Linked DNA regions of Mus musculus: regions 1, 2, 3, 4, 5 and 6 are each linked to region 7. A link is a loop called in an ENCODE intact Hi-C map of the cell type or tissue named here. Cell type or tissue: heart. All regions are shown on one strand. Links, peaks and the distances in the headings refer to the core of each region. The heading gives the core; the rest is flanking DNA.

The links. Peaks named below come from ENCODE experiments on the same cell type or tissue, not always from the same donor. Only the 100,000 strongest peaks of a DNase experiment are listed, where the experiment ranks them.
Region 1: a loop joins it to region 7, with 2.1 times the contacts of the local background. A loop is called at or near these places in 2 of 42 quality-filtered maps.
Region 2: a loop joins it to region 7, with 13 times the contacts of the local background. A loop is called at or near these places in 10 of 42 quality-filtered maps.
Region 3: it touches region 7 in a loop (9-fold over the local background); 6 of 42 quality-filtered maps call a loop at or near these places.
Region 4: it touches region 7 in a loop (13-fold over the local background); 19 of 42 quality-filtered maps call a loop at or near these places.
Region 5: it touches region 7 in a loop (4-fold over the local background); 18 of 42 quality-filtered maps call a loop at or near these places.
Region 6: a loop joins it to region 7, with 3.0 times the contacts of the local background. A loop is called at or near these places in 5 of 42 quality-filtered maps.

Annotation. Positions count from the first base shown.
Region 1 is chrX:150,586,017-150,590,359 of GRCm38, forward strand. It overlaps Apex2 (apurinic/apyrimidinic endonuclease 2), which reads right to left and starts at 2,139. Exons shown (of 6, transcript NM_029943.2): 1 at 1,907-2,139; 2 at 1,027-1,110; 3 at 1-29. The coding sequence starts at 2,060. It also overlaps a transcript of Pfkfb1 not described here. In heart, for the core only: a CTCF peak has its summit at 2,637; DNase peaks (open chromatin) are centred at 2,165 and 2,555; H3K4me3 peaks cover 2,013 bases; H3K27ac peaks cover 1,892 bases.
Region 2 is chrX:150,707,776-150,712,118 of GRCm38, forward strand. Gm33991 (a long non-coding RNA gene) reads left to right here and starts at 2,799. Exons shown (of 3, transcript XR_387093.1): 1 at 2,799-2,883; 2 at 3,536-3,728; 3 at 4,203-4,343. In heart, for the core only: a CTCF peak has its summit at 1,849; no DNase peak of the experiment used is centred there.
Region 3 is chrX:150,811,179-150,815,521 of GRCm38, forward strand. Maged2 (melanoma antigen, family D, 2) reads right to left here and starts at 3,167. Exons shown (of 13, transcript NM_030700.3): 1 at 3,051-3,167; 2 at 1,493-1,559; 3 at 645-1,136; 4 at 1-4. The coding sequence starts at 1,537. In heart, for the core only: no CTCF peak of the experiment used is centred there; DNase peaks (open chromatin) are centred at 1,913 and 2,493; H3K4me3 peaks cover 2,777 bases; H3K27ac peaks cover 1,882 bases.
Region 4 is chrX:151,115,803-151,120,145 of GRCm38, forward strand. No RefSeq gene overlaps it. Among named protein-coding and RNA genes, the nearest start is that of Tsr2, 21 kb to the left of the region's middle. In heart, for the core only: CTCF peaks have their summits at 1,185 and 1,821; no DNase peak of the experiment used is centred there.
Region 5 is chrX:150,508,936-150,513,278 of GRCm38, forward strand. It overlaps a transcript of Apex2 not described here. Among named protein-coding and RNA genes, the nearest start is that of Alas2, 36 kb to the right of the region's middle. In heart, for the core only: a CTCF peak has its summit at 1,899; no DNase peak of the experiment used is centred there; H3K27ac peaks cover 398 bases.
Region 6 is chrX:151,094,754-151,099,096 of GRCm38, forward strand. Tsr2 (TSR2 20S rRNA accumulation) reads right to left here and starts at 1,790. Exons shown (of 5, transcript NM_001164578.1): 1 at 1,676-1,790; 2 at 1,412-1,502. The coding sequence starts at 1,759. In heart, for the core only: a CTCF peak has its summit at 1,817; a DNase peak (open chromatin) is centred at 1,788; H3K4me3 peaks cover 1,452 bases; H3K27ac peaks cover 1,014 bases.
Region 7 is chrX:150,954,966-150,959,308 of GRCm38, forward strand. No RefSeq gene overlaps it. Among named protein-coding and RNA genes, the nearest start is that of Gnl3l, 60 kb to the right of the region's middle. In heart, for the core only: a CTCF peak has its summit at 1,696; DNase peaks (open chromatin) are centred at 1,816 and 2,126; H3K4me3 peaks cover 814 bases; H3K27ac peaks cover 1,805 bases.

The DNA of each region.
Region 1 (4,343 bases), core at 291-4,290, 370 kb before region 7:
AGCACTGTCCTTACAGAAGGTAGCCACACCTGGGGACGGACAAGAGCATTCTGAACGGGGTCAGCAGCCAATATATCATTGTACAGCCTATCCCACTCCAAGTGTATCCATATAAGGAACAGCTTTGGTTATCTTTGTCAAATTTAACTGTTTCAAAAATGTAAGGACAGCCAGGCGTGGTGGCACACGCCTTTAATCCTAGCACTTGGGAGGCAGAGGCAGGCGAATTTCTGAGTTCGAGGCCAGACTGGTCTACAAAGTGAGTTCCAGGACAGCCAGGGCTATACAGAGAAACCCTGTCTCGAAAAATCAAAAAAAAAAAAAAAAAAAGTAAGGACAATCCTCCTAACTCAGGGGCCATACATGGCTCTGTAGCGTCTTAAAGCATCTGAGGCCTCAGTTTCCTCTTAAAAAGCCACAGAATAGGGCAGTGGTGGCGCACGTCTTTAATCCCAGCACTTGGGAGGCAGAAGCAGGTGGATTTCTGAGTTTGAGGCCAGCCTGGTCTACAAAGTGAGTTCCTGTCTCGAAAACAAAAAACAAAACCAAAAAAAAAAAGCCACAGAATAATGTTATATTTTACAAGAACAATAATAATGTATTTTACACATACATAGCAAATGCTGATGAAAAATTAGCTATCATTATTACCTCATGCAAGACTATGTCTAAACCCTTGTGAGAGCCTAGAAAATAACCATTATCCTTATTTTCTCAGTGAAAAACCTGAAACACAAAGGTAAAGTAACTTGTCAGAAAACACAGAGAGGATGTGAGCCAGGACTTGAACCCTGGCAGTTAAGGTCCAGTGCTTATACAGTTAACTCAGAAGAAGTACATTACTATACTTCTGAGGGACAAAAGGAAACTTCGGTGCATAAATATGAGGTTTCATATGACCTAAAATTAGCAGCATTTGCTTTGGAAATGAAAAGTCAAAATATGTTACCTTCTTATTAAATACCAAAACACTCCTTTTCTCCATCACCAATGCTAACATAAATACCCCCAGAAGACCTCATTTACCAGAATAGCCACTACGGCTGCGGCTGAAGCTGAAATAGGAGTTATAACCCTCAACAATAGCCAGGGGCTCTGTCAGTACATCTCCTAAAAAAAAAAAAAAGAAAAAAAAGTAAATATAAAGTCAGAGGTAAATTAGCACCATGGACCCATGAAAGACTGGAATTACAGTTATAGGTTAGCATACATCAGAGCTGTAATTGAGGGTCAGGAGAAGTGTTTATGTTGACAGGAGCTAGAGAGATGGGAAAGTCAGGAAAGAAAATTATATTCAAATTAGATAGGGAAGCAGAGGAGGGCAAATCAGAGCTAAGTCTTGTGATTTAGATTAAAGTACTCACAGATGCTGGCAGTGGAGATTGGGGACCTGAAGGGTGGGAGGTAGGAGAGGGAATTAGGGAATTCGAGCTGGGAATTATGGGAGAAGAAATTAGGTCTAAATTTGAGGTAAGATATCAAAGAGGAATGAATCTAGGGCCTTGAGGTGGAGAGAAAAGAGGAATTGGAGATATGGGAAGGAGAAATTAAGAGTCTGAGCTAAAGGCAGAGATTAGGTGGGGATTAAGGACTGAGGTGGGGGCAGGGATGGAAAACTGAGGTGTTTGGCTTAGAAGAATGAAAGGAGAAAATTCAAGGCCCAGAGTTCGGGCTATAGAATGAGTGGGAATCTGTGTATGAGGGTTTCAACGGGGAAAGCAGGCCAGGAGTCGGAATTAGGGGTTCTAGCTGGGGTGGGGTTGTTTAGAAAGAAAAGGATCAGGCCTTTCAGATGGGTATAAGGGCAGGATTCTAAGTATAGGAAAACGAAACGCGAAATGAGACAGAACAAAGGTTAGCATCAAAAGGAAAACACCGTAGAGATCTTGGATTCTCGAATGCTCACTGGTCACTTTGGTCTCCTGGAGACAGACAATATCAGCATCCAGCTCGTCCAAAACGCGTCGCAAGGCCGTGGGACAGCTGCTGGGTTCCTGGCATGCAAGGCCTTGCAGGGGACTCCGGATCCCATTGATGTTCCAGCTTACCACGCGCAGCATTTTGGTAAACGGTACAGTTTCCCAAAGGAAGCTTAGGCGGGCAAATGCATTGCTGCCCGGAAGTGAGCTGGCTCCCCGCCTTCCTCTCGCGTTTCCACCGGGCGTTCTCACCTTCCCCTCCGCCCCCTCCGACGGCAGGACGCAAGCAGGGCGGGACTTCGAGTTCAGTTCTCTTAGGCGGGAGACGGAACTAAGGTGGAGGCTGTAGGAAAACCGGGCTTGATCAAACGAGCCTGTCACCCCAGTACTCAGGAAGCTGAGGCAGGGTCAGTAATGAATTCAAGGCCAGCCTGGGCTACATAGCAAGACCCAGACCAAAACCTGGGAAGAGTAACTGGTGAGAGGCGCGTCTCTGGTTGGGCTCCTTCTCTTCTGGCCGCATGCTGGCCTGGACGCCCGAATCTGACTGCTCTTCTCTACTACAAAAGTACCCCCTGATGCGCCAGGTTACTGACAAATGGGATTTTGTCCCTTTGTCAAGGGGCAGGCCTCTGGGGAAACAAGCTGAGCCAACGCCCTACCCGGATCGAGACAGGACTCTGGCTTTAGTGAGCGGCCCCTGGCGGTGGCTGAGGGGCTTCTGCAGACCCTGGAGTCCTTTTGGGCAGTGGCGAAGGGAACTTTCTCCGTTAAGCAATTAAGAACCTAGCTAGCCTCCGTTTTAATGGAGTCTGGAGGAAGGAGACTGCCTCAAATCCTCCCTGTATAGCCATGTTTGTCTTGACTCTCAAAGCATAAGACAGACTTGCATTTGGCTCCATTTCTCAGATGAGCAAAATCGAGGCCTAGACCATTTAAGCTCCAGAATAGTATCATTTCCCGATGCAGTTATGGTTTTCCTGTCTATACCGTGTCCTTTCATTCTTAGGATAATCCAGGAAGAGGCACTGAAGCTAAGTAGAAGTTGAATAAATTCGTCTCAGCCTCACAGAAGTGGTAGAGCCAAGATTTAAACCCTTCTTAATCAGGTAAACAATTGATTTTTTTTTTGTCCACACACCTCTGTGTTTACGTCTTTTCCTGTGGGCACCACTGCACTTTATGGTCCATGGCACAGTATTTACCACAGTGCACAACCCCCATTGATTTCCGTTGTCACTAGACTGCCAGCAGCCTGAATGCAGTGGCCATCTCTGACCCACCTTATATGATAACGGAATAAATATTTAGCAAATGGATGAATAAGCAGGGCAGTAGGGATGAGTTCTCGACTTATTTTTTTGTGACCACAGAAACAGAATTAACAGGAATCGCCCTATTTCCAGGAAAACTATAACTTTGCATCCTAAGGGTTTTTTTTTTTTCCACTGAAAATTGCTACAAAGTTATTCCCATTCGAATGCACACACCCTCAGAATTTCACAGCCTTTGAGCCATCGTCTTCATGGCTATACAGAGCCACAGTAGGCTGCCCCTCCCCCACCCCACCCCCATCGGACTTAAAGGTCACTAGTTACTGCTATCAGAAAAACAGCTCTGTAATTCAAATTCTGTGCCTTGAGCTTTTCCATGCTTTGGGAGTTACTGACTAAAGATCAAATCCCAGGAGTGGGTTAATTAGGACAAGGGAAATGAACATTTTTCTTCATGTCACCAGTTGCTTTCAAGCAAGGGATTTTGCCCATACTGCACTAAAGGCAGATAAATATAAAGCTTTGTCCCAAAGAAATCCAGATCTTGCTCACCTCAATAGCTGGTTTTCATTTCTCCATTCTCCAGTGGCTTGTTAATATTAGTACTGACCTTTGGGGCACGGTGAACAACACATGGTTGGACTGAAGAGAAAAGTCTCTGGGTGGCTCAGGAACTTCTTTGGCAAGTACAGCAGCTAATATTTCAACACTGCACACACCCCTTAACAAGGGTGCTTCCTCAGCCTTCCCAGGAACCAACGGATGTCTCCCGGTTTCCTATTTGATGCCACCCACCGGACCTGCTTTGGGGGTCTGTAAATGCAAGAGAGCCATTGGATAATTAGCGATGGAAGAAAAAGCCTCTAAGAGAGCAGGTAGGTGAGCATAAAGGAAAAGTAGACAGGTCTTTTACAGGTCAAAATCCTTGCTTCAGGCTCCTTGGAAGATTTTTCTCTGCATAGGAATTTGGTTTAGCTACTTCAAAGGGGATGGGAGAGTTGGGGAATGATGATATGCATATGTAATTCAACTGTCGACATTTTATTTTTAATTACTTATTTTATTTATTTGCATTCCAAATGTTGCCCTCTCCTTACTATCAGTATTTTAAAATCCTCTTGTACTTGACTCTTTAGGACGCTAGCCTAAA
Region 2 (4,343 bases), core at 181-4,180, 250 kb before region 7:
GTAATAAGGTAAGGAACATCTGGCTTTACTCTCTTCAGAGTAAACTGTAACGAACAAAACTGTTTAGCTGAAGTATAGAATTGACTCCTCAGTACTGGGGTATGCCACAGTTTGTTTTGTCGTAATCTGACCTCTGGTGTGGTGATGTCATCCTTAATGTATGTGAATGAGCTAAAGAACTGTGAGGGACTGGCATGCTTTATAATGCTTCCATGTACTGCCCATATAATCAACAGCTTGAATCTGAAATGCCTCATTGTTCTAAAGATAAACACATATTTTGTGCTCTGTCTTCAGTACAATAATTTTAGTAGCATTCTCCATTAACCTTAGAAATCCTCCCCAAAGAGCCCAGTCCCATTCTAGGTCCTCAGCTAGCCTCCCCTCCCCCACCCCCCCCAGATCTTTTTCCTGGAACCACTTGCTTTCCTGGATGACCTCAGTGTCCATCCTTTGTCTCAGCCTTTCCCGAGGCCCCACATGCATGCCCTGAAATCTGTAAATCTCTGCTCCCAAAGCCTTACAGTCTCCAAATCCTCTCTTTTGCCTTCTTTGTCCCACTCTGATACATAGCTTTATTGGACATCTCCCTATTTAGAATGTCTTTTGCCTTTTCTATATCTCAGTCAGGATGTTGCTAGTGAAGAAAATAGCAATGTTAATTCTTGACTTCTGATTTTTAAAAGCCTTGATCTGCTAGTAAAGCATCCCCACCAAGGTCATTTTTATCCTGCCGGATGGCATTAAATTTCTTCAGTATGAGAATGGGATTTACATCATAATTTAGCCAAGAGGCCAATAAATATTTAGATTTTAAAAGATAAAAAGAAGGATGTATCAAGAAATAAATTAATTAAAATAGTTTAATCCTTACTAATTCTCAGCATAACAAAACAATCTTTCTATCTAGAAACTTTATCTTTCTATCTCTCTATCTCTAACTAGATAGAGAGATAGAAAGATACATAGATAGATTCATAGATACATAGATAGATATCAGGAAGTTTTAACTATAGAGAATGTTTATGTGTCACTATACACTCAGAAGAGAGAAATGATAAGCCTGGTAAAACATAGGCCAAGATGTAAAGCTTACATACTGGTCTGAAAATTAGAAAGAAAATATAATACTGTACCTACTCACCCCACCCCACCCCACCCCACCCATGGTATAGAGAACAAGTATCTGGCAAGGTTCCAAAATCCTGTTGCCTCATATTTTACAAGAGTAAAGAATTGTCTGTATAGGATTTAGGCAAATAATTCATGTTTCCTGTGGTTGAAAGCAGTGCACAAACAAGGGCATATTTCCTAGGAAAGGAAGTTTGAAGTCTATGACCAGAAAAGGGAAATGCATGAGAAACTAGTACAAGCAAATGAGCAAAAGCCACATAAGAAGAAAATATTTCAATGATGCCAGCACGGAATATTGGATCCCCCACTTCATACTTCCATGTAGCTGAAGAGGATCAAAGGGGAAGGGGGTCAATAAATAGACAAAATTAAGTGTGTACCACCCAATGTGATAGTAAAAGAAAGAGTCACTGTTAGAAAGAAGGTAAAGTACAACTTAACAATTCAACGTGATGGCTTTGATTTTTTTTACTGCTGGTAATTAAGTTCAGATATATTTTACATATTTTACATGTTTACATCTGTCATTGAAGCATCCTCCCATAGTATTTTTTCCCTTTAAGAGACTATTAAATATCTCCAGTATAAGAAGGGGGATCTAAATTTACTCCGTATTCAGCACTTCACATTTTCCATAAATGGAAAAGCCCAACAGTCATAGTTAACTAATCACCGCTGCCTCAGAGAAAAATAAGACTCTGCCAGCCACCTGGTGGCAGTATACTCTGCTTCGTTTCGAGGGAAGAAATGCTTCCTTCTACTTGCCATGCTGTTTCATGGTCTTCTACTGTAGTATTCGTCTCCATATACTATCTTTTATGACTAGAACCATCCCTGCAGAGCCACACCCTTCAAAAGAAAGTGGAGGCCTCATTCTTGTTCTATCTCACCCCAAATATATGTTTCCCTCCTGTGGCCTTTTTATTTCCTTATCTATGGTTTCTCAGCTTCAGAGCAGCTAGAATTTCTCCCTTGTATTCTATTACATTAATGTTGCTGTCTTAATGTCACCCAGGGCAATTATTTTTGTTCCTTATTTCCCCATATTTTCCTTCTGAAAAACTATTAGCTCATCCACGACATGAAGTAAAGTCTAACTAATGCTGATGTTTCCAAATTAGAAGGAAGAGACCAAATAAAGCTCAGGGATTGTTCAGGAACATGTTTTCGTGGCTATGTAAAGAAAAATCAATGTCCTTTATTTTACACACACACACACACACACACACACACACACACACACACACACACACACACACAAGCTTCATCCACAAAGGTTAATTCAATTCTCCTTTTATTTTGGCTAGATGTGCTCTGTTTTGCTATCACAAACTGTAAATATCTACAAATGTATGTTACTGCTTCCCATTCTAATGCTTTTGGTGGTAGGAATTTGTTATTATTCCTTCAGAAAATGAAGCATATTGACAACATTGGCAACATACTCCATCCAATTCAGTCATCTGAAGCCTCAATTTTACCTTGTTTAGTACACATATGCCTTTATATGTTTTTTTTTTCATGTCAAATATTCCATTTACTTTGAATCTAGAGACCTTAGCCAAGTATGGGAGTTGGCTTTACTCATGTAACCAGGGAACAGAGAAAAGATGTTCATTCCGGAGCCCATTTTCTTGGTATTTTCCCAGGTCTTCTCACCTGCACATCTCCAATGATGGACCTTAAAGTTTTCCAAGATTCATCATTTGGTGAAAGCCACGAGCATCAAAGTAGTGAATGGTAGATGTTGTAAGTACAGGCTTCTTCCAGTCTTATTAGATGGGTGCCAGTCAGCTTTACCTGTACGCAGTGGTGGTTAAAGTGAGGGCAAAGGGAGGACTCAGTAGACACAAAAGACCAGGAAAGGGAATGTGGAATGAAGGAAATGTTAATATGGAGGTAGACTGGAGCAAGATGCATGGTGGGGGAACATAGACAGCAATATACTAGACATTTCTAAAAGAGTGAAGAAAGAATTTTGAAAAGTTGTTTTTTTTGTTTTGGTTTTGGTTTTGTTGTTGTTGTTGTTGTTGTTTGAGACAGGGTTTCTCTGTGTAGTTCTGGCTGTCCTGGAGCTCACTTTGTAGACCAGGCTGGCCTCGAACTCAGAAATCCGCCTGCCTCTGCCTCCCGAGTGCTGGGATTAAAGGCGTGCACCACCACCCCGGGCTTTATACTGAGGAAATGGTAAATGTTTGAAGATGTAGATAGTATCAAAGAATGTGTGCATATTGAAATATTAGGTGAGGTCCTGTTAATGAGTATAACTTTTATGTTGCTGTGTATAGGTTTTTATGAAGTCAGATATACAGGGAGGAAGAGGAATAATGTATGAGATGGTGAGATGTTGATCTGTGACCATTGCCTGTTGCCTCCCATGTCCTCCATGCCCACATCATAGTGGATGGTGAAGTCGGCCATGATGCCTGAGCTGGAGAAGACAGACTGGTCTGGCAGCATTGGGGAGAAGATGATATGGACACAGGTCTCTCCCCTCTGTATCCTGGTGTGGATGGGCGCAAGTCACCCTCACCTGTATGGGCATGCATGTGGCACGGAGAGCTCAGCAGAGAGAACAGCCATGAATGGAGACAGTAAGAACTTCCGGGCAATGTGTGGGGAGGGTGAGACCTGGAGCCCCTGGCACTCCGGGCTGCCCCAGTTGCCTAGCTTGCCATTCCTGCTGCTCACTGTCACTCTGTCCCAAGCCCCTTGGTCAGCTTCTGCCCTGCCCCCATCCATCACACCCTGCCTGCCAGACCCAGTGCTCCCTCAGCCCCCAGCATCATGAGGTAGAGGGTCTGTTCTCCACTCACAACCTCTCCCTGCCTCACTTCCCACCCCAGCCAAGGCCTGTGTCTGAAGGACTCTCATGGCCCAGCTCCACGGGGAGCCATAGTCTCCTTCTCTTGAGACCAGTGAGGTGGGTGGGGAGGACAGAGACAGACACAGTGGCAGAGCTGGGCTCCTCTCCTCTCCTTTCTGCTGTGAGACAGGGCAGGCTAGTGGGGCTCTCCTCTGAGACACAACTTCTGGCCTTCCTTCCCTCTCTTCTCCCTACCACTCAGAATGGTGCCTCTGAATGAGCCTCTTCGACCCTCCTGAAATCACGGGCAACTTTTGGTTCCGGACATTTGCTCAACTAGTGTGAAGATCAACTCCTCTGGAATTTTAGTCCAAGACAAGTGTCCACTTAGAAATGTCCCAGA
Region 3 (4,343 bases), core at 95-4,094, 140 kb before region 7:
TCCCCTGCATCGAAAGAGGGGAAGGTCAATATCAGCAAGTGGTGCAGGTGGCTCTTTCTCTTAACTCAGTCTCTTCTGGAAAGCACACCCAACGCTGTCTCTTCTAGGATACATCCCCACAACCCTGCCCTTGTAGTAAGACTCTGCCTCACTGGACACTAGCCATCCTGAGTCATGGGCTTATCACTGACTACCAGTTGGGAATTTCCTCCCTGAGTGGATCAGGAACAAGTCAGAAATAAGGCCTGAGGCTTTCGTCTTCCCACATCCACCCCTGACCTGACTCTGCTTCTAGCACCATTGACGAGCCAGTCCTCTTTCTTTCTGGGCATCAGTTTCCTGCCATACAGAATGGTACCATAAGGAGTTACTTTCAGATATGAGACTACACATGTGAATAAGCCTACCTCAAGGTCTATAGTGTACAGCTACTCTGTACATATAAAAAGCTGCATTCCAGTCAGCATGAAGCTATGTATATGCCTGCCTCATCTCCCCACCAGCCTGTGAGCTCTGTGGATACAAGAACTGTGACACACTCCTGTTAGTGTGCGCTGGGTCTTTCAGGAACACAGGAATTGTTTTAATTTTGGCAGACAAATGAACAAGAAGATTGTGGAGAAGCAAGGATGGGTATGTCTTACCTTTTGGGTATTCTTGGCTTTGACCTTGGGCCGAGTATCCTGGTTCTCCTGAACCTGGACAGCTGTACCCTCAGGCTCTGGTTCATCTGTCCCAGCCTGAGAGGCAGGAGCCTCAGTCTCCGGAGCCTTTGTATTGACCTTTGGATCGGTACCACAGCTGACCTTTTTGGTCGGGGTTGTAGGCATTGTCATAGCCTGCAGGTCAGACTTCTGCGTCTTGGTGTCAGCTGCTGGACTCTTGTTTTCAGTTGCCAGAACTTGGGTCTCACTCAGCTGTGTGGTAGGTGAGGCCTGGGTGGCAGCTGCCTCAGACGCCTCTGGGGCCTTTGAGACCTCTGTCGCCTTTGGGTTCCCAGAGGCTTTTGGAGCCTTTGCAGCCTCTGAAACCTCTGGTGCCTTTTCTGCCTTTGGTGTTTCTGAGACCTCCAAGTTCTGGGTCACGGTCAACAGGTCCTGCATCACGGAGCCGCTGTCCTTTTCTGAAGCTTTGCCCTGCAAGGGAAAGCAAGGAAGTTCACTGACCTTCTTCCCACCCCTCAACAAGGCAAATGGTCCCAAAATTAGGTGGCTACACTTCTCTGACCTGTAAAGACTCTTACCTGTGGTGTGCTCTGACCACCCCAGCCTAAACAGGCTTCCCAGTTAAAAAGTAATGACAGAACCAAGGGCCCGCCCACCCTCTCTCCCTTCCTCTTGGCCTCCCCTCCACTGGGGAGAGGGGATGCACCCAGGCAAAGAAGTGGGTGGAGAATGACAAGGATGGGAGGAGAAGCTCCAAGGATTTAGGGCAGCAAAAGGGGCTTGAAAGGCAAGCAGCAAGAAAGGGGGGGGGGGGGTATCGGTCTTACCTGAGAGCGAGCTGGATCTGCACCACTCTCGCTTGTGTCAGACATGTCTCAAGTTCACCTAGCAAAGCTGAGTTCAAAGAGAAGGCCTGGGTCAAGTGGAGAGCCCGCTGAACGTCGTATCCCTTGTTCTGCCTAGAAGCTGATCCTCACCTTCTTTAGGGCCCCAAAGCCCAGCCCCTCCCGGAGCCCCAACCAGTAGGTGCTCAGATACAGAAATTCTGTCTCTAGGTCTCAGTTCTCTGCAGCCGCACCCTCCCCTCCTCCAGGAAGATGTGCCAGCGCGGCAGCTCTGAGGACCCCGCCCCCTTTTCCCAGCGCACCCCCCCCCAGCCGCAGGCTTAGAGTGCGCATGCGCGTCTTCTGCAGCGCCCTTTCAACCCCGCCTGCTTTCCCAGTACAAACCCGTTCTTTGAAGTCCACCGTGCACATGCGCATTCAGCAGCTGGCCCAGTCTCTGCGAGCCCTTCTCAACACGCCCCTTTCTAGCTATACATAAAGCGCATGCGCAATGTCCACGGTCTCAGTCCAGCACCCAACTCCTATACACGCCCCTCTCCAGGTCCGCAATGCTGTTCAGCCCCGCCCCCTCCCCAACAAACCTTCCATCCAAATTGTCGCAGTGTCTGGTGGTCCTAGCCCCTCCCCTACTCACAACCACCCTATCAATTTCACAGAGCCTCCAGGTCCCGCCCTTTATCCTAACACGCCCCCCTCCAAACGGTAAAACCCAAATTGGTTTGGCTCCTTCCCTGTAACACCCCCTCCTCAACTCAGGATTGAACTAGTGATTCCATCTTAGGCCCAGCCAAACGGGGTCCAGTCCCCTCCCTTCCTAGCTGGATGGATTCGGTAAGATTTGGCTCTTAAGGCAGGTTTTCTCCAGATCCCAGAGGGTGGGGCCGACCCCTAGCAGGCTCTCATCCAAAGCTGGGGCCCATGACTTACCTCGTCCTCCTACAATTCCCGAGTGTGTCCACTCTCTCCAAGCCCCTCCGAAACTCAGATACTGCCCTCCCCACTAAAGGCCGGAAGTGGTCCCGCCCCTTTCCGCCTCCCTAGGGGGCCTCCGTCCCAGCCCGTCTGCCCCTCCCCCCTCAACACTCCTTATTCCCCCCCTCCCTATTCCCTTGCCTAACTCCGGACTCCCTATTTCCCATCGCATTTCCTATTTACTCTACAGAAATCTCTTCCCATTCCTTACATCCTTCTCTGTGTTACCTATGCAACCCCCCTCCCCAGTGTCCCTTAACCCTTCTCTGCATCCCCTATTCTTGTCCCTGGATCTCGCCTTCCCCTTCTTATTTCCCCATATTCTTCCTTCTCCTCCAAGCATGCACAGTTCCCCTTTTTCTCCCCTCCACCTCTGCCAGTCTCTGCTGTCCAGTTCATATACAGCTTACTACTTTCTTGGTCGTTCTCATTCTCACACCGCATCAAATGCAGCACTTCTGCTCCAGCTATAGTGGTCAAATAAGAATTGCCCACCTGCCCAGCTATAGGTTTCAGGTAGTTAGAACCACTGTCTGCTCACCAGGAAAGCCCAATGTTGTTCCCTCACCTTGTCCTCCAGTGAGTCTGGGATGCGTGTGCCTGCTCCTCTCAGTCCCTCTCGAAGTCTCAGCCTCCTGGACTAGAGCTGCAGACAGCCCAGCCCAGCCCAGCCCCTTTCCGCAGCCCCCTACCCCCCGCCCCCTTCCTCGGGGGTGGGGCAATGGGGCCCTGCTCAATGCTGTCTGACGCCAAAGCCCATGTTTATGCCTCTGTACCAGGTTCGGTCTGAAGCCCTTCCAACCCAAACTGCCCCCACGAAAACGATTCATTCATTGAAATTATTTATTTTATATCGTTATTTTTCTTACTACAAAAGTAGTGTGTTGTCATGTGAAAACCAGAGAAATGCAGAAATATGTAACAGAAAATTAAAAGCTATCTTTAATCTCCTTCCTCAGAAATACTCATGACATTGAGTACTTTGATAGACATTCCTCCATTAATTTTTTAATTTGTAGTCTGATTATGTGCACTTTCTCCCTACACCGGCTATACTAGTTACCTACTGTTCTGTAACTGCTTTTTTTCAAGTTATATATTCAAACCTCTTTCCCTTAGCATATGTTTTTTTAGAAATGTATAATGTTTTCTTGTATAACTGTCCTATAATTTATTTACTTAGTTCAGCTTCGTGTACTTTCTGGGTTGTTTCCCCCTTTTCGAACTATTACAAACAATGCTACAAGGACCATCCTGGTGTCTATATTGGACTGTTTTGTTGTTTTATTATGTTTTGCTGATTCAATTCATTTGAAAAAACTACCATTTTCAGCGTAAGTTAACTGTACAAAGTAATGACTTTTATTATGGCATTGACAGATTCACCCTCAATAACGTTTTTCACTAGTTTGAAATGGCACTTCTGTTGCCTGATAAATTCACATAAACAACTGGGTGTCTTCATGAGAACAAGATAAAATGTAAAGACAAAGAGAAGTAGACAAAATATCATTAGCAATAGAGCAGGTGAATGCAGACCCAGAAAAAGCTTATTATAAACTATAATTCACGGTAGTTATAGAAATAAAATTCAAGATCTTTCTTATACACAAATAGTCAGAAGTCTGCTTCTTGAGGTCACCTTTGCCCATACTGGACAAATGAAAGATAGCCAATCCTTATGGCTTTATGGACAATTTGATTCACATACATTTTCACACATCATCAAGGCGGGTTTATATATTCGTTTCATTTCCTATAAACTGTTACTTCCCCCAAGTTTGTAATGTCACCCTTCTACTTTCTTATCTCCTAGGCTCTCTCTGCTGAGCACAAATGAATAGTCTCTCATTTTCTTCCA
Region 4 (4,343 bases), core at 129-4,128, 160 kb after region 7:
CCATAAGAGAAAGAGTGTAGGAGAAATGGGAGGAGCAATGCCCAGCATGGCATTTGTGTGTGTGTGTGTCTCTGTGTGTATGTTTTGAACGGAAATCACCCCTTCCCTTTTCTTCCAGAATGGAGAATGAAAGGGAATACTGAAGAATGTGGTTTCCAGGTTGCTGTAGTTGGATGAAGGTATACTAGCTATTGTTCACTTCTGTTTTATTCAAAGGATAATCTACAGACCAGTATCACCTGGGAGCTTTGTAGGCCCAAAGGCTCTCAAGCCCTACTGACTTGGAACTAGGTTATAATAAGACCCCAATGTGATTTGTATGGGCATTAGAATTTGGGAAATGCACTACCTTAATCTAAATTGAGCTGACTTGGGGCCTGTGTACATTTTTTAATTTAATTTAATTTAATTTAATTTAATTTAATTTAATTTTACTAGAGGGCAGGATACCACAGTTGACAGCCCCAAATCATATCCAATGGGAAGATATTGTCATTTGTATAACCCTATAAGGTCTGGGTGTAAATCAATGGTAGAGCACCTGCCTATCGTGCACAAAGCCCTGGGGTCCATCCTCAGGACCAGGGAGTAAAACCATCTTCCAACAGAGATAGGGGTTTGCACACACAATTCCAGAATTCAAGGGGGTAGGGGTAGGAGGACCTCTGGTTCTGGGTCAGCCTGTGGGAGACAGTAGAATCCTGTCTTTAAAAAAAAACAAAACAAAAAGAAAACAAAACAAAAACAAAACCCTAAACTAAACTGCCCACAACATGATTTCTGTTATCAAAAGAATAGTTAATGAATCCTGAGAGACCAAGTACAACATAAATGTCCACTAGAGCCTGGATCTTCTTTGGGGAAATTAGGTTTGGAAGATTTTTTTTTTTTTGAATGAAGAATCAAAAACACCAGCAATAACAGAAATCTGCTATAGAAATGTCCTTAGGGGGAACCAAATTCTTTTCCGCAAGAAGAGGAATTTCAGAATTTGAAAGAGAATGCCTGGGGAAATCGTGGGGAAAGGGGAGAATGGGAGTTTATGACAGACAAACCCCGCCTCAGTCTGAACCCAGGGCCACAGAGCAAGTACTGTCTTTGAGGAGTATTTAAGTATATAGTAGGAAAAGTGGCCAGATAGGCCCGCAGCGGCAGATGGAAGCTGACTAGTGGTCAATAGCGACACGTTGTGGCAATGACATACACTGACAGTCATGGCAGTAGAACATCCTTCAGTCCCCACCCCTTTGTATCTGAGCAGCCTCCTTTGCTGTGTGTATCAATTCCTGGATAAGCTAGAGGAAGCAAACATCCAAGAGCACGGTAATGGACAACTTGTTGGTGAATAAAAGTCCAAACCTACAGTGGTTTTCATTTAATTGGAGAAATACAAAATCATGAATACTTCAACTTCTAAAGTTGAAGTTTGTTCATATAACCACATATCCATGCTATTGTTAGTTGTCTTTTCCTAACCAGAATAAACAGAGAGGACAGGGACTCAGTTCATCTTACTTCTGCCTGCCGTCCCAGAACATAATGCGTGGTAGACGGTCAATAAATGCTTTGATTTTGCTTGCTTTTTAAATTTGCAGTTTCATTTTATGTGTATGGACAGATGTTTTGCCTGCATGAAGCCCAGATTGGCCTGGAACTGGTGGCAATCTTCCTGCTGAGATTATAGGCACGAGCCACCACCAATTAAAACAAATGTGTGTGAAATTAATGTGATAGGGACTTCAATATTCAAAGATGTAAGCCTCCATAATTGAACAAATCCAAAAGTAGCCCTTCTTTACTGCAGTAACAGTCCTTTTCCACTGGGGGCTTCCCTGAGCTGCCACCAACAGTGGCCAGGGCTGTCTCCCAGCTTTTGCTCTTTTTCAGTGATCCTCTCCTCCATCCAATACCATTTTCTACTTTTCTGTAATACCATTTTCCTAAACCCCTCACTTCCTGTAATGCCACCATCGCCATTCCTAACAATTCCTTATCAGATCCAGTATTCCTTAAATCTTTCTGCAAAGGGAAGTCCCTCCAAAAGTGACCGCTATTTTCCTCTTAATTAATTAATTTATTTATTTTGGTTTTTTGAGACAGGGTTTCTCTGTATAGCCCTGGCTGTCCTGGAACTCACTCTGTAGACCAGGCTGGCCTCCCTAATGCTAGGATTAAAGACATGTACCACCTTCTGGGATGCCTCAGGATATGGTGTCTTCAGGAGAGCAGACTAGCTAGCAGTCTGTCCCAGCAGAAAGGACTGAGCCTGGATTATTCACTCTTTAGGTTCAAGTTTTCCCTCTAGCATCTTCTGCTCTAGGGCTGAATTTATAGATAGATATTGCTTAAATTTGGTTTTATCATGGAATATCTGTTTTTTCCACCTATATTAATTTGGAGTTTTGCTGGGTATAGTACTATGTCTAGCCTGGCATCTTAGTCTTTTAGAGTCTACAGCACATCTGTCCAGACCCTTTGGCTTTATTGAGTCTTTATTGAGAAGTTGGGTATAATTCTAATAGGCCTGCCTTTATATGCTACTTAGTCTATTTCCCTTGCAACTTTCAATATTATTTCTTTGTTCTGTATTTTTGGTATTTTGATTATTATGTACCAAGGGGACTTTCTTTTTTGGTCCAGTCTATTTGGTGTTCTATATGCTTCTTATATGTTGATAGGCATTTTCTTCTTTAGGTTGGAGAACTTTTCTCCTATGATTTTGTTGAAAACATTTTCTGGGCCTTTGATCTGAGCTTCTTCTATTCAATATAGTACTCGAAGTGCTAGCTAGAACAATAAGACAATGAAAAGAGTCAAGGGGATACAAATTGGCAAAAAAAGAAAGGTATCACTATTTGCAGATGATATGATAGTATACATTAGCAACCCCAAAAATTCTACCAGAGAACTTCTCCAGCTGATAAACAACTTCAGCAAAGTGATTGGATATAAAATTAACTCAATCCCAGCACTTGGGAGGCAGAGGCAGGTGGGTTTCTGAGTTTAAGGCCAGCCTAGTCTAAAGAGTGAGTTCCAGGACAGCCAGGGCTACACAGAGAAATCCTGTCTCGACCCCTCCCCCCAAAAATAAATAAATAAAATTAACTCAAATAAAACAGTAGCCTTCCTTTATACAAAGGATAAACAGGCTGAGAAAGATATTAGAGAAACAACTCCCTTCACAATAGCCACAAATAGTATAAAATATCTTGAGTAACTCTAGCCAAACAAGTGAAAGTTCTGTATGACAATAACTTCAAGTCTCTCAAGAAAAAAATTGAAGAAGATCTCAGAAAATGGAGAGATCTCCCATGCTCATGGATTGGAAGAATTAACATAGTAAAAATGGCCATCCTACTAAAGGCAATTTATAGATTCAATGCAATCCCAATCAAAATTCCAGCACAATTCTTCAAAGACATGGAAAGAGCACTTCTCAAATTCATCTGGAAAGGGAAAAAACCCAGAATAGCGAAAACAATTCTTAACAATAAAAGAAAGGCGGGGGGGGGGGATCACCATCCCTGACCTCAAACTATACTACAGAGTAATAGTGATAAAAACTGCATGGTATTGGGACAGGGACAGACACGTTGATCAGTGGAATAGAATTGAAGACACAGAAATAAAACCACACACTTACACACATTGATATTTGACAAAAAAAGCCAAAAATATACAGTGGAAAAAAAGAAAGCATCTTCAATAAATGGTGCTGGTCTAACTGGCTGTCTATATGTAGAAAAATGAAAATAGAACCATATTTGTCACCTTGCACAAAGCTCAAGTCCAAATGGATCAAGGACGTCAACATAAAACCAGATACACTGAATCTAATAGAAGAGAAAGTGGGAAAGAGCCTTGAACTCATTGGCACAGGGAGAAATTACTAAATAGAGCTACAGTGACTCACACTCTAAGATCAAAAATTGATAAATGGGACCACATGAAAGTGGAACGCTTCTGTAACGCAAAGAATATAGTTAATAAGACAAATCAGCAACCTACAGATTCAGAAAAAAAATCAGATGTGGGGTTACCACATCTGATAGAGAGGTCTGATATCCAAAATATATAAAGAACTCAAGAAGCTAACCACCAAAAACCCAAACAACTCAATCAAAAAATGGGGTATAGAACTAAACCAAGATTTCCCAACAGAGGAATCTCTAGTGGCTGAGAAGCACCTAAAGAAATGTTCAAAGTCCTTAGTAATCAGAGAAAAGCAAATCAAAACGACCCTGAGATTCCACCTTACACCAATCAGAATGGCTAAGATCAAAACCACAGGTGACAACACATGTTGGAGAGGATGTGGAGAAAGAGGAGCACTCCTCAATTCT
Region 5 (4,343 bases), core at 181-4,180, 450 kb before region 7:
AGTGCTAAGAGGCTGAAACAAAGACATAAAGATCGTTGCCAGGGAGACCAAAGCAGAATCTATCAAAACCATTAAGGAGAAAATGTCAAGTATAATACAAAATGGAAGGCAGATCCATTTTGATACACCCACAATCTTGGATTGAGACGCTTACGTGTTCATTCAAAGGGCTTTTGTCGTGTGCACACAAGTGATTCTTCCTGTACAGATAACCACAAAGACATAATGAATTATTAGAGAAAGGGACACAGGAAAAGGAGAGAAGCCAGGCAGTAATGGGAGAAATAAGTTTTAAAAACCATGTATCTCGCTGGGTGGTGGCTCAAGCTTTTACTCTTAGCACTCAGGAAGCAGAGGGAGGTGGATCTCTGGGAGTTCGTGGTCTACAGAGTGAGTACCCACATAGGCAAGGGTACATGAAGAAACCCTGTCTCAAAAACAAACAAACAAACAAAAAAAAACCCAAGATAAATAAATAAACAAAAGCAAGTATTTCAAGACTCATTTCAACAACCATGCTCTATTTTAGCCCATATTTATATAGAATTGTTAAGCAAGCTTTACATGAAAGAAAATATATCTTCCTTTTGCTTATTAATAATTCCCATTAGGACATACCTGAACCTCAAGAACCTATGCTGTTTCTCTCAGCTCTGCCTTTATTGCACCTCCTGAACAGGCATGCGGGTCAGCTCAGCTGAGCGACAGCTGCTTACAAATAAGAAGGAAAAGAAAAGCTTCTGTGTCCTCATACATTGGCTGTGGGGTTTCTTGCTTATTCGTAAATCACTGATGGCTTACACTGATCCCCATACCAAATGCTGAAGGGAACAAGGGAAGAAAACCTTCCGCCTCTAGCCTTTGTATTAATAAAACCTTGCTTCCTGTCCTGGGGGGTCTCTTTGGGTCCCCCATCCTTATTATCCTGGTTAGTTAGTTAGTTTGTTTGTTTGTTTGTTTGTTTGTTTTTGATAGACTTGATACAAGCTAGAGTCATTTTAGAGGAAACCTCTATTGAGACAATACCTCCAACAGACTGGCATATTGGCAAGCCTGTAGGGCATTTTCTTGAATTAATGATTGATTCAAGACAGCCCAGCCCACTATGTCTGGTGCCAATCCTGGGTCCTGATTTGTGTTCAAAACAAACAAACAAACAACAAACAAACAAACAAACAGGTTGAGTCAAGCAATGGTGGTGCACACCTTCAGTCCTAGCACCCAGGAGGCAGAGGCAGATAATTTCTGGGAGTTTGAAGCCAGCTTTGTCTACAGAGCTAATTTTAGGACAGTTAAGGCATGTGAGGAGGCTAGGTTTAATCCCCAACCCATTATGCATTCTTATCACTGTAAGCTCAACTTCCTGGAATATGCTTACAGAGACACACAGACAGACACATAGACAGACAGACAGACAGACACACACACACACACACACACACACACACACCCCTACTCAAGTCTACGGCCAAGTCTTAATCTTAGAAGACACTGTAGACAGATATGAATACACCTTGTTTGCATAAAACTTTAAAGTGGTTTCACATTAACTTTCAAATTCCCTGGAAATCTCATTATTAGGACACATGTGACATCAGCATGGATCTTCTGAAGTTATTTCAGAGTATAAAAAGGGTGTGTTTGTCAAAAGTGAACACTGATTCTCAGACAAACATATCAGAAAGTAGTTGCCACAGATCATTTCCGCATCAGAAGAATCAGAAGGCCCTGTCTGACCACCTCTTTTCGTCTTTTGTAATAAAAAACATTAGCAGATATATTCAACTGTGTTGAAAAATATAGATACACGTCTAAAGTTCTGTATATAACATTCAAATGGAGGATGGGAGGACTTTAATGGCCTTCAGCAGTCCAGAAGATGCAGTTACTATTTATTACACTAGGGGCAGCAACGTATAAGGAATGGCAAAGTAAGCATTTCAATTACATTTGCACTGCAGTCTGCTAGATGACCAAATATTAATACCTCTTAATTAGACATCTGAATAATCAATAGTTTGGCTATATTTTTCTCATTTTAAGAGGATTTCTTGGGAAATGTCTGGTTCATATCTTTGTTGGGTTTTTTTTTTTTAAGCTAAAAGAAATTCTGTTCCCACCCTAAGCTCAACCCCCACCCCCACCCCAGATAACTTCATGAAGACAGTCTTGTCAGGATTTCATCAGACTCAGACATGGGGTACAATTAGACACTAAGAGTATGGGGCTGGCAGAAAGAATAGAAGGGACCAGAGGCAGAATTCAAGGTCTTTCTGAAGAGCAACTCCCAATTAACCCTGTAGGAAAATGTTTTGTGTGTGTGTGTGCACACGCGCGCACGCGCAAGTGTTTGTGCATGCTTCCCTACAAAATAATTATAAGGATTAATAGACGTCTATATGCTTAGTATTTGCCCATCCTCCACAAGAGCTTACATTTTGAATAGCAATTTTGTTTTTATCTCAAAGGTAACCAATCAAGCACACTCAGCTTCAGTTTCCTTGGTAACCGACCTCTGCTTCCTGTCTAGACTTCTGGTCATGAGAAGAGAGAAATGGAAAAATACTGGACTAAAGCAAGCAGGCTGCAAAATGGTTTTTCTTCTTACTGCAGTCTACTTCTCTGCCATTGTAGTCCACCCCACCCCACCCCCAAACATTAGCGAAGTCTGTTGGTGAGGGGGAGTGAGATGACGTCTACTTTTATGTATCTTTGCCTTTATATCTGCATCAATTTGGTCCTGACTAGTCACATCCTCAGCAGCACAGACATCTTTCTTTGTACTCCATCCCACCTCTCTTTCTTTCTGGGATATATTATTCTTGATTAGTCATAGCATGATCCACCACCTTCTTTTGCTCTCTTGCCCCTTCCCTTCCTGTCTTACTAAAGTAAGGGTGGGGAAAAGGCATGAGATACAGAGGAGACAGAGGCAGGTACTATTCATGGAAGCCCTGCCTTTGGAAAGCCCACGCTTTGTATGTACTAGCTCCTGCTAGTGTATTCGCATTAAATTCTAAAGGGTCCACAGAGACACACACAGAGAGATATACATAGACATATACAAACTCACACAGTCACAGACACACAGGCATGCATGCATGCATGCATACATACAGAGACACACACAGAGAGACAAACACAGTACACACACACACACACCCTAAGTCTGAAGAATTCCTGACAAGACTGTCTTATCATGGAGTCAGGTAGAGTGAAAAGAGCTAAGGGGAGGAGCAGAATTTCTTTTACCTTTAAAAAAACAGCAACAAAAATATGAACCCCAGCACCAAAACATTTCCCAAGAAATCCTCTTAAAATGAGAAAAATATAGCCAAATTATTGACTGTCCAAATTTCTAATAGGTATTACTATTTGGTCAACTATCAGAGTACAATGCAAATGTAAATGAAATGCTTAAATATTTTTTAAAAATCAAAAAAACTTTTTAAATTTTTAATTTTTTTAAAAAAATGGTTTTATTGAAATAAAAATACATTACTTCCCTCTCGTTTATTCCCTTCAGCACCTCCATCCCCACTCTCAGTTCGATTATATTTGTTACACACACACACACACACACACACACACACACACACACACCCTTCTGAGTCAGTTGTTGTTTATGTGTATATGGTTTCAAGGCTGACCATGCAGCACTAGGGCAACTAGTAAGAGGGCACATCCCTGAGAGGCTAATTCTCCTTCTCCCAACATATCTGCCTATAGTTCTCTGCCTAGGGGTGAGACCCTGCAAAATTTCCTCCTTCCGTGTTAACATATGCCACCAATAATGCCATTGCTCCTGTTACACAGCCATTTCTAGGACTGGTTGCTGACAGCAGGCTTCCTACTATTGTGGCTCTTAGAATCTTTACAGCCCCTCTTCTGCAATGTTCCCTGAGCTATATAAAAGCAGCAGCTGTGCTGAGGGTATATCTGTTGGGGCTGGGTTCCCCATGATTTGTTGATCGCTACATTATAGCCAGTTGTGGTTTTCTTTGACGGCTCCCATTGGTTGGAAAGGGAGGCTTCTTTGATGAGGGGTAGCTACAGTTATCTGTGGGTAGAAGGATCAGATTTAGAATGTAAAAGGAATTATGCTTATCTAGCAAACTGGTGGTAGTAGATTCTTTTCTAAAGTCCGGGCCCTCATTATCCTGGAGAAGCTGCCTCGGTTTCCTATACCAGATATGATTTCTCTACTGTTGAGTGGGCCTTAAGACCAATTAGACAGCTATTGGTTGCCATCAATGATATGAGAGCCACTTATTTATTGCATCTTTCTACTATCCTTCCATGCTGGTAACTGTCGTGGTTCATAGGAGTTGCAGATTGGTAGG
Region 6 (4,343 bases), core at 315-4,314, 140 kb after region 7:
AGCCTGGTCTACAGAGTGAGTTCCAGGGCAGCCAGGGCTACACAGAGAAACTCTGTCTTGAAAAACCTAAATAAATAAATAAACTCCAGATTGTGAAATTTAATACTAAAAGTGAAAAATGCTTAATTCTTATGACATACTAAAATATTTTGGAAGAGGATTTTTGTTGTATTTATTTCATGTGCATGTTGTTTTGATTGCCTGTGTGTGCACTGTGTGTACCTGGTGCCCAGATAAGGACAGAAAGATGATATCAGAACCCCTGGAACTGGAGTCATAGATAACTATGAGATACCATGTAGGTGCTGGGAACGGAACCGAGGTCCAATGCAAGAACAAATGCTCTTAACTGCTGAGCCATCCTTTCAGCCCTGTGTTACTTATTTGTTAATTACATGTATGTGCATGCACATGTGTACAGATGAGGAACATTTTGGATCCTCTGGCGCTGGAGTTACAGGTGGTTGTGAGCTGAGAACCCAACTCAGGTTAGGAAGAGCAGGACGCACTTTTAACAGCTGAACATTTCTCCAGCCCCTTCTTTTATCATAAGGACAACTTGGGGATATGGAGCTTGAAACTTAGAGCAATTCCCCTGTCTCCGTCTCCCTGGTGCTAGAATCACAAACATGGCCCATATGCTAGACCTTGGATATGAATTTAATAACACTATAATATTTGCTTCTTTCATTCATTTATTCATTTGTGGTAGTATGAGTAGTGTAGAGCCTCACATGTGTGTAGTAAGCAAGCACTTCCATTGAGCTATATCTCCAAGTCTTTATATTATTTTTATTATGAGACAAGGTTGTGGTGAATCTGAACTTGAGGTCCTTTTGCATCAGGAATATGAGAGTACATGCCTGCACCACAGGGCCTGGCTGCCTTTTATTTATCAGAGGTACTGCTTTTAGTTTTGGTGGCACCAGGGTTGGAGCCCAGGGACACGAGCAGACTAGGAAAGTGCTCTACCACTGGGCTACACTCCTCACCCAACAATTTTAAAATTATATTTACTTGTGTAGGGAGAATCAGAGGACACCTTAAGCGTGTACCAGTTCTCTCCTTCCATGTTGTCCCAGCTATGAAATTCGGACTGTTATGCTTGTTGGCCTTTGTCCACGGAGCTGTCCCCCACCCCTCATCCAGCAATTTTAAGTTACAAGATATGACTCGAATAGTTCTTTTCGTCGGATCTTTCCATAACCATTTTAGAAAGTAGGAAAATGACTCTCTGGAAGGCAAAATGCGTTCTCCAGCATAATAGCATTTGAGTGTCATTGCCTCTAAGGCACTCTAAAGACACAATTCTGATCTCAAAGTCACGATTCATTCATCAAACGCGGGCTCTCTACGTCGAGGCTCTGCCACGCCACACTGCGACAGACAGCAACACCTCACATTCACTCACCATTGGCGATGAAGTAATCCTCCACTGCACCCCCTAGCCACTCGGCCTTCTCCTGGCTGTGCACGCCCCCGAAGCCATTCTCCACAGCGATCTGTGAACACAGGCCCAAGCCAACCATGACAGCATGGAAACCAGAACGGCGTGGCCTGCCGGGGCCTGGGAGTCTGCCGCTTACACCGCCCAGCCATGGCTCTGGCGCCTCGCCTGGTCAACTTCTATTTTGTCACAGCCTTAATCGTGACCCCCCGCCAGGACCTCACTTACCTGTAAAGCAGGCCAAGCCTCCAGCGCAGCTCGGACTGCAGCTCCGAAGAGCACACGCACATCTTCAGCGGCGCCCGCCATCATCCGTTTAGATCACGTGGCTCCCAGGCAGCCCAATCGCTAGGGCGACCTCACCAGGCAAAAGGAGCCAAAAGCCGATTCTCAGAACGTGGTTTAGTTTTCTGCCAATCTGGCTGGCAGCAAGACCAGAACAGTGGGAAACGCCATCAGTGGTAGATGCTACCACTTACCACAGTAAATCCTAATAATTAAAGGAGAACCTGGAGCAGAGTACTTAGGAAGCATAGCTGAAATAAAGAGGAAAGGAGAAAAGAATAGCGAGGGCGAGAAAACCTACATTTGCGAGGCTCAGCAGATAAAGGCAATTGCCTCCAAGCCTGAAGAACTGAGTTCAGTCCCTGAGCCCTACAGGATGGAACTAGAGAACCGATTTCTGCAATTTCCTCTCACCTCCACATGTGTTACACGGCATTCACAGGCGCAGGCACTCCCACACACAATAAATAAATGTAATTTTAATTTTTTAAAAATAATTATTTTATATATGTGAGTACACTGTCACTGTCTTCAGAGACACCTCAGAAGAGGGCATCGGATCCAATTGCAGATGGTTTTGAGCCACCATGTGGTTTCTGGGACTTGAACTCAGCTCAGGACCTCTAGGAAGAGCAGTCAGTGCTCTTAACCGCTGATCCATCTCTCCAGCTCCAACAATTCATTCTTGAGTCAAATATGAGTGACCATGTCCAGGATTCAGGTTGTCCAGAAAGATATTTTCTTTTGTGGAAGTGGTCAAATGACATTTTAGTAGTTACAGAACAAAGAAAGTCCTAAGTCAAAGCATTTACTAAATCTATTGATAGAGACTACAGGTAGTGGGATGAGGAAATTTCTGCTTAGGTTTCAGATACTGTCTGATGACATTCTTAGCTTTTGGATTCATAGATGCTCGCTGTTAAGTATGTATTTGAAAAGTTGTGATAACCACGAGATTTCTCGTTCAGATTCAAGGGAAGACAAGGAATTGTTTTCAATGGGATTAAAAGTAGCTCAAGGTCATTTGTCTCTCCTCTGTAACATTTTTACTCACCCCAACCACAAAGCTCCGTCATTTGGTCCTATAGAACGGTCCATACAGATGTACCTGTTCTTTTCTCTAGGAACTTCAGTTTCCACTGTGTAGCCATGTCTGGTATTGGACTCTTACCACACTCTCCTAAATTCTAGGACTAATCACACACCACCACACTTAGCACAGAATATAGATTTTTCTGAAGTTCACAAGAACATTCTCCAAGACACACCATGTAGTATTCCACACAACAGCGTTTAGTATGTTTTAAGGACTAAGGGCTGATAATGTTTCTATCTACCTTGCCAGCATACTGGGGTCCTGGAGTTTCATCCCAAGACCACAAAAGAAAAAAAAAAAAAAAAGAAAGACTGCAAAGCAAAATTAGAAATTAGTAAGAGAAAGAAACATGTGAAATCCATAAATTTGTGTAACCTTATGGACTCTATTTTATGGAAATAGGTCAAAGGACAAAAACAAAGGGAAATTGGAAAACACTATGAAATGAACCTTGAGTGTTGTAGCTGAAGTACTTAGGGGACACATTTTTAGCTTGCAACAAAAATGTTTGAGCTGTAAATATTTAGAAAGAGCCCATGGGGGAGATACAGCCCACCACTGCCCTCAGCAGTCTGAGGAGTTCTGTCCTCCTTCAGGTAAAGCCAGGCCTTTGATTACACTGCAGGAAAGAGGTTCAGGATAAGCCAGCATTGTGATATGATCATCCAGTGTTATCTGATTGTTAGGATCATTATGATATATGATAAGCAAAGTTAATGAGATTTAACTACAAGCGTTTAGAGAACACATTAAGCTCTGTAAGCATTTAGAAAAAGGAACAGTTAGCAAAGGAAGCATTTGTTCTGCTAAAGGAACACACAGCAATAAAATGACACCTAATGACAGTCTCCTATACCGGTAGATCAGTGCCTCTTTCAGCCACCATCAGAGAAGCTTCCTCTTGCAGAAGCCGGGAACCAACATAGAGACCCACAATGTATTGAGAGTGAGAAGCTCTGGTCTTAAATGGAATGTATTCATGAAAGCCCTCTTCAGAATCCCACAGAGGAGAAGGTGGAAAAGATTGTAAGGGCCAGAAAAGATGGACGACATGAAGGAAATAAGGCCTTCTAAATGCAAGAGGACTGATGCACACAGGAACTCACAGAGACTGTGGCAGCATGCACAGGGCCTGCAGCAGCGTAAACCAGATGTGGCTCCCGTGCTTAGAAGGGAGGTAGATGCAAGCCCCCATCCTTAATCCGGAAGGTACCTCCAGTTAACTGATTGAAAAGGGGAAAAACTAGTTTTCTCACTGGGGATACAAACCACTCTTACAGGCAGGCTCTACACGCAGCAGTAGATAGCCAACAAAAACTGGACTCAATGGTATTTTTGTAGACTTCATCTGGTGTTGCTTTGTTTGAGCTTTTTTTTTTTTTTTTTGTCTACTGGCCTTTTGCTTGTATACTACAGTTTCTGATTTTGTGGTTTGTGGGTTTTGTTTTGTGTGTCTGTGTGTCTATGTATTTCCCAAGCTTTTTCTTTGTTTTTTTTTTTTTTTTTTTTTTTTTT
Region 7 (4,343 bases), core at 158-4,157:
TAAAGCTGGGCCATTCACTCACAGGTAGTGGCCTTGGGTTGGGTGCTGTGCCCTAAAGTGAAAGATGGGCTGCATGGTTATTCCTTGCTTAGCTGTTTAGCAAGAGCTGTCAGTAAGTAGAAGTCCTGGACTCTACATACAAGGAGATGTAAGGATGGTAAGCAAGAAGTGGCATCTCTGACTATGTAGGTAACAGAGTAACTGGCATGTGGTATATATGATACAACAAATGGTCATAATTATTAACAGTAACATTATGCCACCTCTTACAGGAAGCCTTCCCGGAACACAATCAAGTTCCCTAAGCTTTTCCTCTCGAGTGAGAGCCACACCAACAGGAATCATCCAATGCTTTCAAGTTGGAAAGTACTGTGCTAGGCCCTGAGAAGAAAACACACACACACCACACACACACACACACACACACACACACACACACACACACACACAAAGCAGGCCTTTATCCCAGCCTGAAGGAGCAGCTCCTGGGGCACACTGCAAGGTAACAGACAACATAAGCCACAGAGATCCAGACAGGGGGCCCTGGGAGTTCAGAGAAGGGCAGGCTGTTGTTTATCCATATGTACTCCTGTCTCCTAGCTACCTCCCCTTAGATGTCCCAAAGGCACTTAGAACTAAACATATTTAAAACTGATCTCATCTGCTCCCTCCCAAACCTGTTCGTCATCTCAGATTCCCTCTCAGCGAAGCAAATTCATCCAAGCCACTTGCTCAAGCCTGAAACATGAGCTGCAGTGGCTCATGTCAGCTGTCACAGTTGCTAAAGTTGTCCCTGAACCTTTGGTGTGTGTTTGCCTTGCCCCAAAGGTCAAGACTAATAATAAAGTTGAGCTGAGCAGCAGGGCAGGAAAATTAAACCCAGCCTGGAGACAGACAAGACCCAGCGTCACCAGAGTCAGTTTCTGATTTGACCTCTGATGTCAACTAGTATAATCCCTTTTGGGAAAGCGGGTCGACAAAAGCCTAAAAAAAATGTTCATGGTATTTTTCCCAGAGATTTTGCTTCAGAATCAATGACCATTTATCTGTGTCCCCTCCTGAGAAATAAACATTCTAAACACAAAATTATCCCTTGTGGGGCCCTTTGTTTCTCTGATGAATGACTGGGAAGCAGTCTTCGCATCCAACAAAAGTAAAAGGGTTAAGCACAGCTGTCTACAACTATTGCTTAGGGATGAAAGCTGTGGAGATTCTATAGCAACAAGGAAAAATTATTATTCTGTAACTAAGGATACAGGGCTATGTGTATACTCTGATTGCAACAATGTAAAAATTGTGGGGGCATAGGATTGGCTAGGAGGACATTTAAATTTTCTTCTCTGTGAAGTTAAAAATTAAGATCCAAACATTGTCATTTATGAATTATCCTCCAGCTGTTGACTTATTTAGCCAGTCTCATCTTTCAGTCAAGGGTCTTAATCATATGTCTGTTTTCTATCAGTTCTTCACTGAGTGCTGCTCTGACAAAGGCCAAGCCACCACCAAGTATCCATTTTCTCTCATATGTCGAGGCAAGAAAGGTAGGATAAAAAAATAAATTAAAAAAAAAAGCTTTCAAAACATATGGTGCAGACTGCGTGGAGCCCACTTGGAGTCTTTTGCAGGCATGGTCACCCCCTGGTGGCGACTCGCCTGGTCGGTCGCCTTCGGGTGGACAGCGGGCTCACCTCTCCCCGGCCCAGCCCCAGCTTTTTTCCTGGCGTCCAAGACTCCTCCCTTTCTGTCCTTCTGGGCGGACTCTCAGTGGTCTGCACCGCTGGCACGAAATCCCCACCAGGTTGCGCTCTCACACCTTCCTCACACAGTCTCCTCCAGCTGCAATGACGTCTTTGTCAGTGGTTCGCATGCGCACTCGCCACCGACCAATGATGGACCGTCACTGCCATAGGCCCCAGGGCCTCCCCTCTGATTTTTCCCCGTAATTGAAAAAAAAAAATGGAGAAAATCTAGTACTAAGGCCATCCTCCAAATTCGAGGTTCTAAAAGACAGTGGCACACACAAAAAGCTACAGTCTCCAAGCCAACTACTTGTTTGGCCCCATCTTAACAATATCCACAGCTCTACAGCACAGACTGCCCACCCTGCCAAAGCCTGGTGGCCCCCTCCTCCAGACATCCAGATGAGGCTCCGCCCTCCTTGCTGCTAGCCAGCTGAGTGTGAACACCAGGGCAGGCTAACGCTAGGCTGATGCAATTTGGAAGCTAGTGGAGAACATCTGGTGAATGGGGTGCTGGGAAGAAAAAGAGTTCCTGCAGTAGCTCTCCCCGCAGTAAGCCCATTTCTGTAAATGCATACAAACCTCGGAGGCCTACCTAGGGTAATGCGTCAGAATTACCTACAGGGCTTGTTAAACCAAGACCATCGGGAGTCAGGAACTGTCGGGGATTCTGTGTCCATTGGTTTAAAACGTGCAGGAGGATCACGAGTTTGAGGCCAGTCTGGATGCTGTATTCAAAAAACAAACAAACAACAACAACAAAAACAGGTTATGCTACATACTTACAAATTGATATGAAAAGATACTCCGTGGTGGGGGCAGTACATTATCCAAATGATACACAGACACCTCAAAAGTCTTACTTCTCCATAAAAACACTGCAGACTAAGCAGAAACCAACTTGTCAAAGCACTAAGAACCAAGAAAAGGGTTTACAGCAACTAAACAAATGTTGAATTTAAAAAGGCAATTTTAAAATGGTAGGTATCTTAGTTATGGTTACTATTGGTATGATAAAACACCATGACTGAAAATCAAGTTGGGGAGAAAAGGGCTTACTTACACTCCATATCACTGTTCATCACTGAAGGAAGTCAGGACAGGAGCTCAAACAGGGCTGGAACCTGGAGGCAGGAGCTGATGCAGAGGCCATGAAGGGATTACTCCTTCCTGGCCTTGCTCTCCATAACTTGCTCAGCTTTCTTATAGAACCCAGCACCGCCAGCCCAGGAGTGGCACCATCCACAATGAGCTGGGCCCTCCCCCCCCCCCCCCATTGATCACTAATTAAGAAAATGCCTTACAGCTGGACCTGATGGAGGCATTTCCTTGACTGAGGCTCCTTCCTCACTGGTAACTCTAGCTTGTGTCAAGTTGACACCAAACCAGCCAGCAGAATAGGAAAGCTTATCAGAATCTTTACTTGGTCCCCAGTACATAGGTGGTCTTGAAAAGAGAAGCCTGAATTCCCATGTGTAAGCCTGACATTTGGTTCTGAGGGAAAAAAGCAGACTCGCTGGGTAAGTTACCCTTCACTTGTGTTCTAACTTGCTGAGATTTGGAGGAGTGACAGAGGACACTGGACTCTGTTTCACCCCACTCAGAATTCGGGAGGGGAGAGGAAAAAGGATCAAAATAGAGTGTAGGAAAAACTTTAAGTGAAAAGCCCCATCATATACATGTATGATATTTTCAAAAAATAAATGATTTTTTATTTAAAAAATGAGATTGAATTCCTCAAAATTAATATGAGAAAAACTAGGAATGCATAGATGCCTGGAGTAAAAGACTGAGCCAAAATGTAAACTGGACCACTTAAAGTCTGCGAGCAAAGCTGAGGTGGGTTTCTTTGAGAAACTGGAATATTCAAGAGAAAAACATAAATGGCAGAATTCAGAAAATGTGCTCAGAAAAGAACTGGGCCATCACCTTGAGTGACTCTTAAGGCAACACTACCCTAAAACAGAGCAGCTTTTGCAAAAATAAGATAAGTTTTCTCTATTACTTTTGGCATTTTTTGTAAATTTGGTTGTTGGTTCGCTGGAGGCTTTGGGGAGGGAGTGTATGTGTGTTTTGGCTCTTTATGTTTAGGAAATCTCTATAAAAACACCAACTAAGAAAGAGAGACTTCAGTGAGTACACATAAGGAATACAGTGTTCACAAAATTAGTTTGGAAAAGTCACCTAACAAACACTAAGGCTTTCAAAAACAGCAAACTCAGAGCGAAGGGAAGAGGAACTATAATTTGCAGCATTAACATGTTAAGATATTCAAATGTATTTTCCTTTGTCTGGTCTTGAACTTAGATCCTTCAGCCTCAATCCCCATCTAAATGTAAGGTTTGCCACAAAAATTAAAAATCACAATGCGTGTTAAAAAAAAAAAAACACACAGAAGGGGCTGGCAAGAGAGCTCAGAGGGTAAGAGCACTGAGTGCTCTTCTGAAGGTCCTGAGTTCAAATCCCAGCAACCACATGGTGGCTTACAAGCACCAGTGATGAGGTCTGACACCCTCTTCTGTTGTGTCTGAAGACAGCTACAGTGTACTTATTAATAATAATAAATACATCTTTGGGCCGGAGCAAGCAAGGGCTGAGTGAGCA